Linked DNA regions of Homo sapiens: region 2 is linked to region 1. A link is an interaction called in ENCODE POLR2A ChIA-PET data of the cell type or tissue named here. Cell type or tissue: B cell. All regions are shown on one strand. Links, peaks and the distances in the headings refer to the core of each region. The heading gives the core; the rest is flanking DNA.

The links. ChIA-PET counts read pairs that join two places held together with the same protein. Peaks named below come from ENCODE experiments on the same cell type or tissue, not always from the same donor. Only the 100,000 strongest peaks of a DNase experiment are listed, where the experiment ranks them.
Region 2: POLR2A ChIA-PET joins it to region 1 with 5 read pairs; 2 of 35 experiments call an interaction of 5 or more read pairs at or near these places.

The regions. Positions count from the first base shown.
Region 1 is chr2:136,211,263-136,215,667 of GRCh38, forward strand. No RefSeq gene overlaps it. Among named protein-coding and RNA genes, the nearest start is that of CXCR4, 95 kb to the left of the region's middle. In B cell, for the core only: no CTCF peak of the experiment used is centred there; DNase peaks (open chromatin) are centred at 1,303, 2,029, 2,639, 3,199 and 1 weaker place; H3K27ac peaks cover 3,468 bases.
Region 2 is chr2:136,036,758-136,041,162 of GRCh38, forward strand. No RefSeq gene overlaps it. Among named protein-coding and RNA genes, the nearest start is that of DARS1, 53 kb to the left of the region's middle. In B cell, for the core only: no CTCF peak of the experiment used is centred there; no DNase peak of the experiment used is centred there.

The sequences.
Region 1 (4,405 bases), core at 326-4,325:
AAATACAGGATTCCCAGTTAAATTTGAATTTGGAATAAATAATGCATTTTTTTTGTATGAGTATGCCCCATGCAACAGTGCATGCATTCTACGTGGCAACCCTACTTGGGGATAGAGGGAAAGGTTGCTAGAAATCTCTTGAGCTAGGCCAATGGTAATAATACCCCAACTGCATTACTCTTTCATGAGTATAGATAGGCTTTCTTAGTCAGCTTGGCTGCTATGACAAAATAGCTTAGACTAGGTGGCTTATAAATAGAAGAAGTTTATTTCTTACAGTTCTGGAGGCTGGAAAGTTCAAGATCAAAGTGCCAGCAGATTTGGTGTGTGGTGAGGGTGGCTTTTTGGTTCTTAGATGGTACCTTTTTGCTGTGCCTTCACATGGTAGAAGGAGCAAGGCAGCTCTCTGGGGCCTCTTTTAAAAGGGCGCTAATTCCATTATCTGATCTAATCACCTCCTAACAGCCCCATCTCCTAATACCATCACATGGATGATTAGTTTTTGACAGATGAGTTTTGGTTGTGAGGGAGGATCACAAATATTCAGACATAACAATGGTACAAATCTAAAGCAGGAAGATTGATTTCTAGTACCACCCACAGCATGAGGAAGTCAGGGTTCCCTTGCCTTATCTCCCCAACCTGACTGTAAGATTCTTGGGTGTGGGTTGGGGGACAGGCACTAAGTCCTACACATCTGTGTGTTTCACTCAGCACAGCACAGGGCTGAGCACATGGTGGGCATTCAGTGAAGACTTACTCCCAAGTGGAATCCAAAGGCTGTTTGCTGAGTTGGAGGGAGAACTGGACCAAGAGTCAGAAGATGAGGTCCTGTCCCTGGTATTGTCTTTAGCTTGGCATGTGCTTTTGAATGATCTTCTCTATGTCTCCGGGCTCTGGTTCTTTTAGGCATAAAACAAGGAATTTAGATTAGAATTTATGATTTTCAACTTGAGCCCTTTAGGAAAGCGGGAGAAGTAAGAAGAGATAGAGTCCAAATAGGTAGGACCCCAGATGTATGTCACCTACTTGAAAGAGATCACATGCAGCAGCTTTCTCTCTCTGTATCTTAATAGTCAATTAACATGATTCTGACCCCATGTATCTCTGACCCCTCATTGAATGGAGAAGTCCATTTTCCTATGGCTATTCTTCTCCCAGGATGTTCTTGGGGACTCCTAGGCTTGCTACTCTGACCCAGGACATCAGCCTGGTTACTGTGGTCAGAAAGTCTGGTCAATCTGGCTGCAGATCTGCTGTCCCCTGCCATCAGGGTTGTCATGATGCCACTGCTGAAAGCCAGACTGTCTGACTCAGCCACAAGCTCTTCTGCTCATTGCCATCCCTGCCCTGGCCCCATATCTCAAGGAAAAACCACTCCTTGCACATTTTCTCCAAGCCCAGATACAGTCCTCTCCCTCCCCTAAAGAAGTCTAACTAAGGGTGGGCTCCATGACCCAGCCTAGTGGTCCTCAGCGCATTCCCCAGAGTCCCAGGTATTCACTTTTATTAACTCCATTGGGGGTAATGTTTTAGTTTGTTCGAGCTGCTGTTACTAAAATACCGTAGACTGGGTGGCTTAAACAATAAGCATTTATTTCTCACAGTTCTGGAGGCTAGGAAGTCCAAAATCAAGGTGTTGGCAGATTCGGTGTCAGGTGAGGGCCCACATCCTGCTTCATAGATAACTGTTATCTCTCTGTGTTCTCACTTGGTAGAAGGGGTGAGAGAGAGCTCTCTGGGGCTTTTTTCAAGGGTACTAATCTTAGTCACAAGGGCTCCACTCTTATGACTTAATCACCCCCACAAACTTTCTAATATCATCGAATCAGTGGTTAGAATGTCAACCTGTGAATCTTGAGAGGACACAGATATTCAGTCCATGACAGGTAGGGAATGGGGAGAGCTAACAGTCCAGTATGCATTTCTCTCTAGGAAAAACCATTTTTCTTCTGCTTTCAAGTGTACATTCTGGCTTGGAAGCTCACTTTACATGTCTCTCTTTGGCACATACATGCAAATATAAGAAGACCTCACAGTTTCCTCCAGGGACAATGAGTGGGGACTTATCTTCCTTTGATGGAACTGAAAGGCCTATGAGCTTCCCCAAATAAAGAGGGGAGAGGCTCCAAAGCAAATGGCAGCCTCTGCTTCTAGAAAGCAAAACTAAAAGTCACCCCCAAAGTTAACAATTCCATTACTGAAATTTAAAACAAACAAAACCCCTCTTTACCAGATATTCTACTGTATCCGATGTCCTGTGTTAGGTGTTTTTTTTTTTTGAACAAAGTTTTTAAAAAGTTTGGAAGACATCAGAGGTTTAAAGTCTAGTAGAGGAAGAAAGAGTAATAAGGAAACAAAACTAGAGGGCATAGGATAGAGCTCCCTTGTGTGGTATCAGAAGGCAGCCCTGGGAAATGGAAGGAAAGAGAGATTGGGTGAGGGAAGATTGGGTTTGGGTACCCTAGAGGCTTCTTGGAAAAAATGAAATTTGAACCAGACCTGAAAGGATGAATCTGCTTTGGAAAAGCAGAAGGGAGAACATTCAAGTACAGTGTCTTGACCTGCAATGGCTAGGAGGTGTGGATGAACATGTGTTTGTGAGAAGGTGAGGGGACCCAGAGGGCAGCACCAGGTGTCTTCACTCCCTTTCACTAGCTGGGATAGAAGAGGCTTCATCTCCTGTGGCAACTCTGGTCAATTGCAGTGGCTGCCTGGAGTGCTGGGCTGAGAACAGTGTTAAGGACACACAGTGCTCAGCAGCGAAGAGTGCTGTCATTGATTAGTGATGTCTGCTGCAGGTGTGGGAGGGGAGAGGAGTAACATGTGTTTCAAGAACATGCCAGTTTTTCCCTAGACACTGTTTGGTGCATATTCCAAAGGACCTCCGGTGTGGGGAGAGTTTTATTCCTTTTTCCTCTCTTGAATTACAATCAATAAATGCTGAGAGCAACATCTGTGACTTTAAACGCTATCTTATCACCTCTCTGCCAATTTCTCAACTCCAAGTGTGCCAATTCCCCTTTGTCACTTTTCAGGCTGCTCAGAGAAGTCAGGGTCTTTGTCTCTGCTGCCTAGGTGCAGGAGAGAGCAGTCTTTCAACTAGGCACAAATAACAACATTGACTCAAGAGAAGGCTTTGAAGGCACTGAAGAGGGGAAGAGAACAGGGGAAATTCCAGGCACGGACATTTGCTAATACTCATGTGAGTATGTTATTACATAATGTGTGGCACTGGTCTTGCATTGCCTCATGTCCCCAAGTCTTATCTCTCTATCAAGGTTGTAAGTCCCTTGAGGTCAGAGACTGTGCTGTGTTTATCTTAGGGAGTTGGAGGGACAGGAACTGAGTTCGTGCTATTTGTGTCTCTACAATTCTTTGCAGATAGTGGACGCTGTATCCTTCACAGTGATAGATGCTTATAAGATGACTTTTAAATTGCTTTGAAAAATAGAGAGAGGAGTGGAAGGGGAATATTATGAAATTAACCTGTGGTCCTTGAGTCAGAGCAACTGGCAGAATAGAACAATGTGCCATTCACATCACCCCCTTTCTGGGCTTTTTCTTAGGGCCTGAGCCTCCTCTCAATTCATAGGACCTTCTCTTGAGGGTGGAGGAGGATTGTGGGCAGACAAAGAGAGAACTGACTGGATAGGGCACCTTCACAAATGTTTTTCCTGAAGCCTACAGAATGGCATTTTTCTGTTTGTGTTGAAGTTGTCCAACCGGTATTTTCAAATGATGGATTTCTGGAAAATTGGAGCCTGGAGGGTGACTTTTCATAAGATAGGCTCTGATCTTTGATCCATTTAAAAAACTGCATACTGGTAGGAAGACTGCATCGCTGCAGCAAGAAAGTAACCTGGCACACATGGTAAGAAGTTGCTGGGGTGAGTCCATATTGTGGCATTAATGATGAAGTTATATGGTACAATTGTGGAAGGAGCAAGGGTGCTGAGGGCTACATCAGGTCACAGAGAGCAAATGAATTAGACACGTAGAGTATAAAGTGGAAGGCCAGGTTAGTCCAAGTGCAAATGCTTTCTAAAATTAGGAAATAATCTTGAAAGTACAGTACACCTTGACATTAGATGGGAGGTGACATCCACAGAATATTTACAGATATCATTATGTGGGTCTTTGACTTTGCAACTTCTTAAATGATCAATATTTAAATATTTGGTGAACAAACATTATAGCAAATAAGACTGGAAAAATTCTCTTTACTTTCAGATTTTGCATTATAGCTATTTTCCCAGGAGGATTGAGAGATGAATAGAGAGCTTAAGCAAGTCATCCAGCATCGGAATTTAGAGCTTAAAGGGAACACTAGTGTATGAGCTAATCCTACCCCCTTTGGATCGTAGTTGAGAACAATGAGACTCAAATGGCTAAATGGCTTGAG
Region 2 (4,405 bases), core at 334-4,333, 170 kb before region 1:
AATTTTCTTGAATATTTGCATTATATGTATTTTAAAATTGCTTTCTTGAAGTATAAATGACATGCAATAAAGTGCATATATTTAGGTGTACAATTTGATAAATTTCAACACATGTATACACCCATGAAACCACTGCTGCAATCAAGATAAAGGACATATGCATTACAGCCCTGCACTGTCTTGTTCCCCTTTCTAATCCCTGCCTCCTACCCTACGCATCCCCTCCTCCTCCCAACAATCTCTAGGCATTCACTGTTGATTAGTTTGCATTCCCTAGAATTTTATATGAAAGTAACCATACAACATGCATTCTTGTTTTGTCTGGCTTTTTTTTCACTCAGGAATTATTTTGAGACACGCCCAGATTGTAGCATTCGTTAACAGTTCATTCCTCATTATTGCTGAGTAGTATTCCATTGTATGGACATATCACAATTGTTTGTCCGTATACCCATTGAAGGACATTTGGTTGTTTCCAGTTTTTGGCTATTATAATAAAACTGCATGACCATTTACGGCTAAGTCTTTATATAGATATATGCTTTTATTTCTCCAGGTAAATACATAGGATTAGAATGGCTAGATCACGGGGTAGGTTTATGTCTAACTTTTTTTTTCTTTTTTCTTTTTTTTTTTTGAGACACAGTCTCTCTCTGTTACCCAGGCTGGAGTACAGTGGTGCAATCTTGGTTTACTGCAACCTCTGTCTTCAGGGTTCAAGGGACTCTTGTGCCTCAGTCTCCTGAGTAGCTGGGATTACAGGTGTATGATACCACACCCAGCTCATTTTTGTATTTTTAGTAGAGTTGGGGCTTCTCCATGTTGGCCAGGCTGGTCTTGAACTCCTGGCCTCAAATGATTCAAGTGTCTTGGCCTCCCAAAGTGCTGGTATTACAGGCATGAGCCACCGCGCCTGGCATGTCTAACTTTTTAAGATACCATGAAACGGTTTTCCAAGCTGGTTGTACTATTTTACATTCTCATTAGCAGGGTATCAGAGGTCCGGTTTTAAGCATCTTTACTAATATTTGGTATGATTTGTCTTTTTATTTTTATTTTTTGTGAGTTATTGGTATAATTTTTTTTTCTTTTTCAACTTTTATTTTAGATTTAGGTAGTATACATGCACGTTTGTTACCTGGGTATATTGCATGATGCTGAGGTTTGGAGTCTGAATGATCCCGTCACTCAGACACTGAGCATGGTACCCAACATTTAGTTTTTCAACCCTTGCCCCTCTCTCTCCTGGCTCTGGTAGTCCCCAGTGTCTATTGTTGTCATCTTCGTGTTCATGAGTACTTGATGTTTGGCTCTCACTTATAAGCGAACGTGTGGTATTTGGTTTTCTGTTTCTGTGTTAATTTGCTTAGGATAAGGGCCTCCAATTGCATCCATCTTGTTGCGAAGGACATGATCTCATTCTTTTCAATTTGTCTTTTTAGAAGTGTGTTGTTTAATCTCCAAATATTTTGGGATTTTCAACCATCTTTCTATTATGGATTTCTAGTTTAATTCCATTGTGGTCTGAGAACATACTTTGTATGATTTCTATTCTTTTAAATTTGCTTAGGCACATCTTATGGCCCAGAATGTGGTCTGTATTGAATGTTCCATGTGAATTTGGGAAGAATGAGTACTCTGCTGTTGTTGGATGCAGTACTCTGTAAGTGTTAATTAGATACAGTTGATTGATGGTACTATTCAGTTCAACTACAATATGTCCTTACTGGTTTTTCTGCCTGCTGGATCTATCAATTACTGAAAGAAGGGTGTTAAAGTTTCCAATTATAATATTTGTCTATTTCTCCTTGCAGTGCTATCAGTTTTTACCTCATGTATTTTGATGCTGTGTTGTTAGGTATATACCTTTAAGCATTGTTACATCTTCTTGGAGAATTAGCCCCTTTATCATTACACAGTGTCCTTCTTCGTTGCTGAAAACTTTCCTTGTTCTAAATTCTGGCTTGTCTGAAATTAGTACAGTTACTCCAGCTTTATTTTGGTTTGTGTTAGCATGGTATATCTTTTTCCATCCCATTTATCTTCCCTTCCCTTTCTGCTTTCTCTGTTATTAATTGATCATCTTATATGATTCCATCCTCTCTTCTCTCTAAACATGTCAATATACTTTCTTTAAAAGGGCCCTGGGCACTGCCTGGGTCCCTCTCTATGTGCTGCAGCATGGAAATTCTCTCCAAGTGGTAAGCTGAGGTTGTTGTCAGACTCACCTTGGCACTATTGATATTTGGGGACAGATAATTCTTTGTTATAGGGGGCTGAAGTGCATTGTAGGGTGCTTAGCACCATCCTTGGTCTCTACCCACTAATAGTAGCATCCTCAGTTGTGACAATCGAGAATATCCCCAGATGTTGTGAAGTATTCTCTGGGGGCCAAAATTATGCCCAGTTGAGAACTACTGATTTCGAGATTTGAACACAGACTCTTCAACCTGACACGCCTCCCTAATATGTTCCTGTCTAACCTTTCCCAGTCTCATCACCTAGACTTTTGCTCATTCCATTCTCTAGCCAAAAAACTACTTGCTGTTCTCCTATCATGCCTTAAACACCAGTGTCCCTGTGCCCCTTTTGTGCTGTTCTCTCTGCCCAAAATGTCCTCTCCCATCTCTCTGTCAAAATTCTCCCCACTTTAAAGACCCACCAAAAATACCAAATTTTCTACAAAGCCCTTTTGATTTTCTAAGCTGATATGATTTTCCTCTACTAGTTTATTTGTCTCACACCCCTATCCACCTTAGTAATGGTAAGCTTCTTAATGCATATTTTCCCTTCTGCACACGTATTGTGGCTTTTGCACACATGGTACTGCCCTTCACTGCACATAACAGGTGCTCAATATATATTAACTGAATTTTTAGTTTTTACATATTGAGGTTCCTTTTAAAATATAAATCTGCTACCATTCAATAATAAAAGACAACCCAATTTAAAATGGGCAAAGGATCTGAATAGATATTTCTCCAAAGAAGATCTACAAATAGTCAATAAGCACATAAAAAAGATGTTCAACATAATTAGTTATTAGGGAAATGCAAATCAAAACCACCATGAGATACCACTGCACATCCACTAGGATGGCTATAATAAAAAAGACAGTTAATATCAAGTGTTGGCAAGTATGTGGAGAAATTAGAATTCTCATACACTTCTGGCAGGAACATAAATGCTTTGGTAAATTCTTTGGTAGACAGTCTGGCAGTTTCTCAAATGGTGAAATATAGTTACTATATGTTGTAGCAATTCCACTCCTAACTATAGACAGACCCAAGAGAAATGAAATTTGTGTCCACACAAAAACTTGCATACAAATATTCATAGCAGCATTATTCATAATATTCACAAAATGAAAACAATGCAAATCCATCAACTGATTAAGGAATACATAAAAGGTGATATATTCATACAATGGCATGTTATTAGCCAACAAAAAGAAATAGGTACTGATATCTGCTACAATGTGAATGAACCTTGAAAGTATTATGCTAAGTGAGTGGAACCAGTCACAAAGGGTCACAAATTGTAGAATTTCATTTTATTGAAATGCCTAGAGTAGGCAAATCTATAGACATGGAAATCAGATTTGTGGTTGCCTAAAACTTGAAGGATGGGAAGACTATGGGAGGGTGGCTGTGGGGTATGGTATTTCTTTTTGGGAGTAATGAGTGTTCTAAAACTGATCATGGTGATGGATGCACAATTCTGTGAATATACTAAAAGCCATTGAATTGTCTACTTTAAATGGGTGAGTTGTGTGGCATGTGAATAATATCTCAATAAAGCTCTTTTTACAAGGCATATCTTTTAATTAAGATTCCAAAGAGAAATATGTAATATTTAACATATGATCAATATATAAAAAAAGTTGATAAAAAACAAAAATCCCTTTCTATGAGAAAACAATTGGACAGCAAAGCCAGTTCTCTTGGCAAGAAGAAAATTGCTGAAGCTTTCACAAATCTGCCTGTAGAGTAACAGATGAATTCTACTAGGATGGGTTTTTGCTATTTTTGCTAAGACAACCTTTTTGGCACATCGTTATTAAGCTTTGACTCATTACCATTTGTGACAACACTGATAAAGGTCCCACCTAAGAACACTCCTTTACTCTATTTCATACTGTGTTATTAGAATATGTATCCAAGCCTTGTCTTTGCAAATAGCCAGAATAGCCATTACTTCCTGCATTCATAACGTGATCATCCTGAGCTAAATAAGGTGGATTCTCACACAGAGAACAAGTACTTGAGGCAAACTAATTAAAAGACAGACTTGAAGATCAGACCTGATATAGTCCCCTCTGTTTTCCAGACAGGCACTCCTGAATATAAATACATACCCCTTCCGATACATTGTTATCTGTTAGATGTCTTTGTGCAAACTAGAG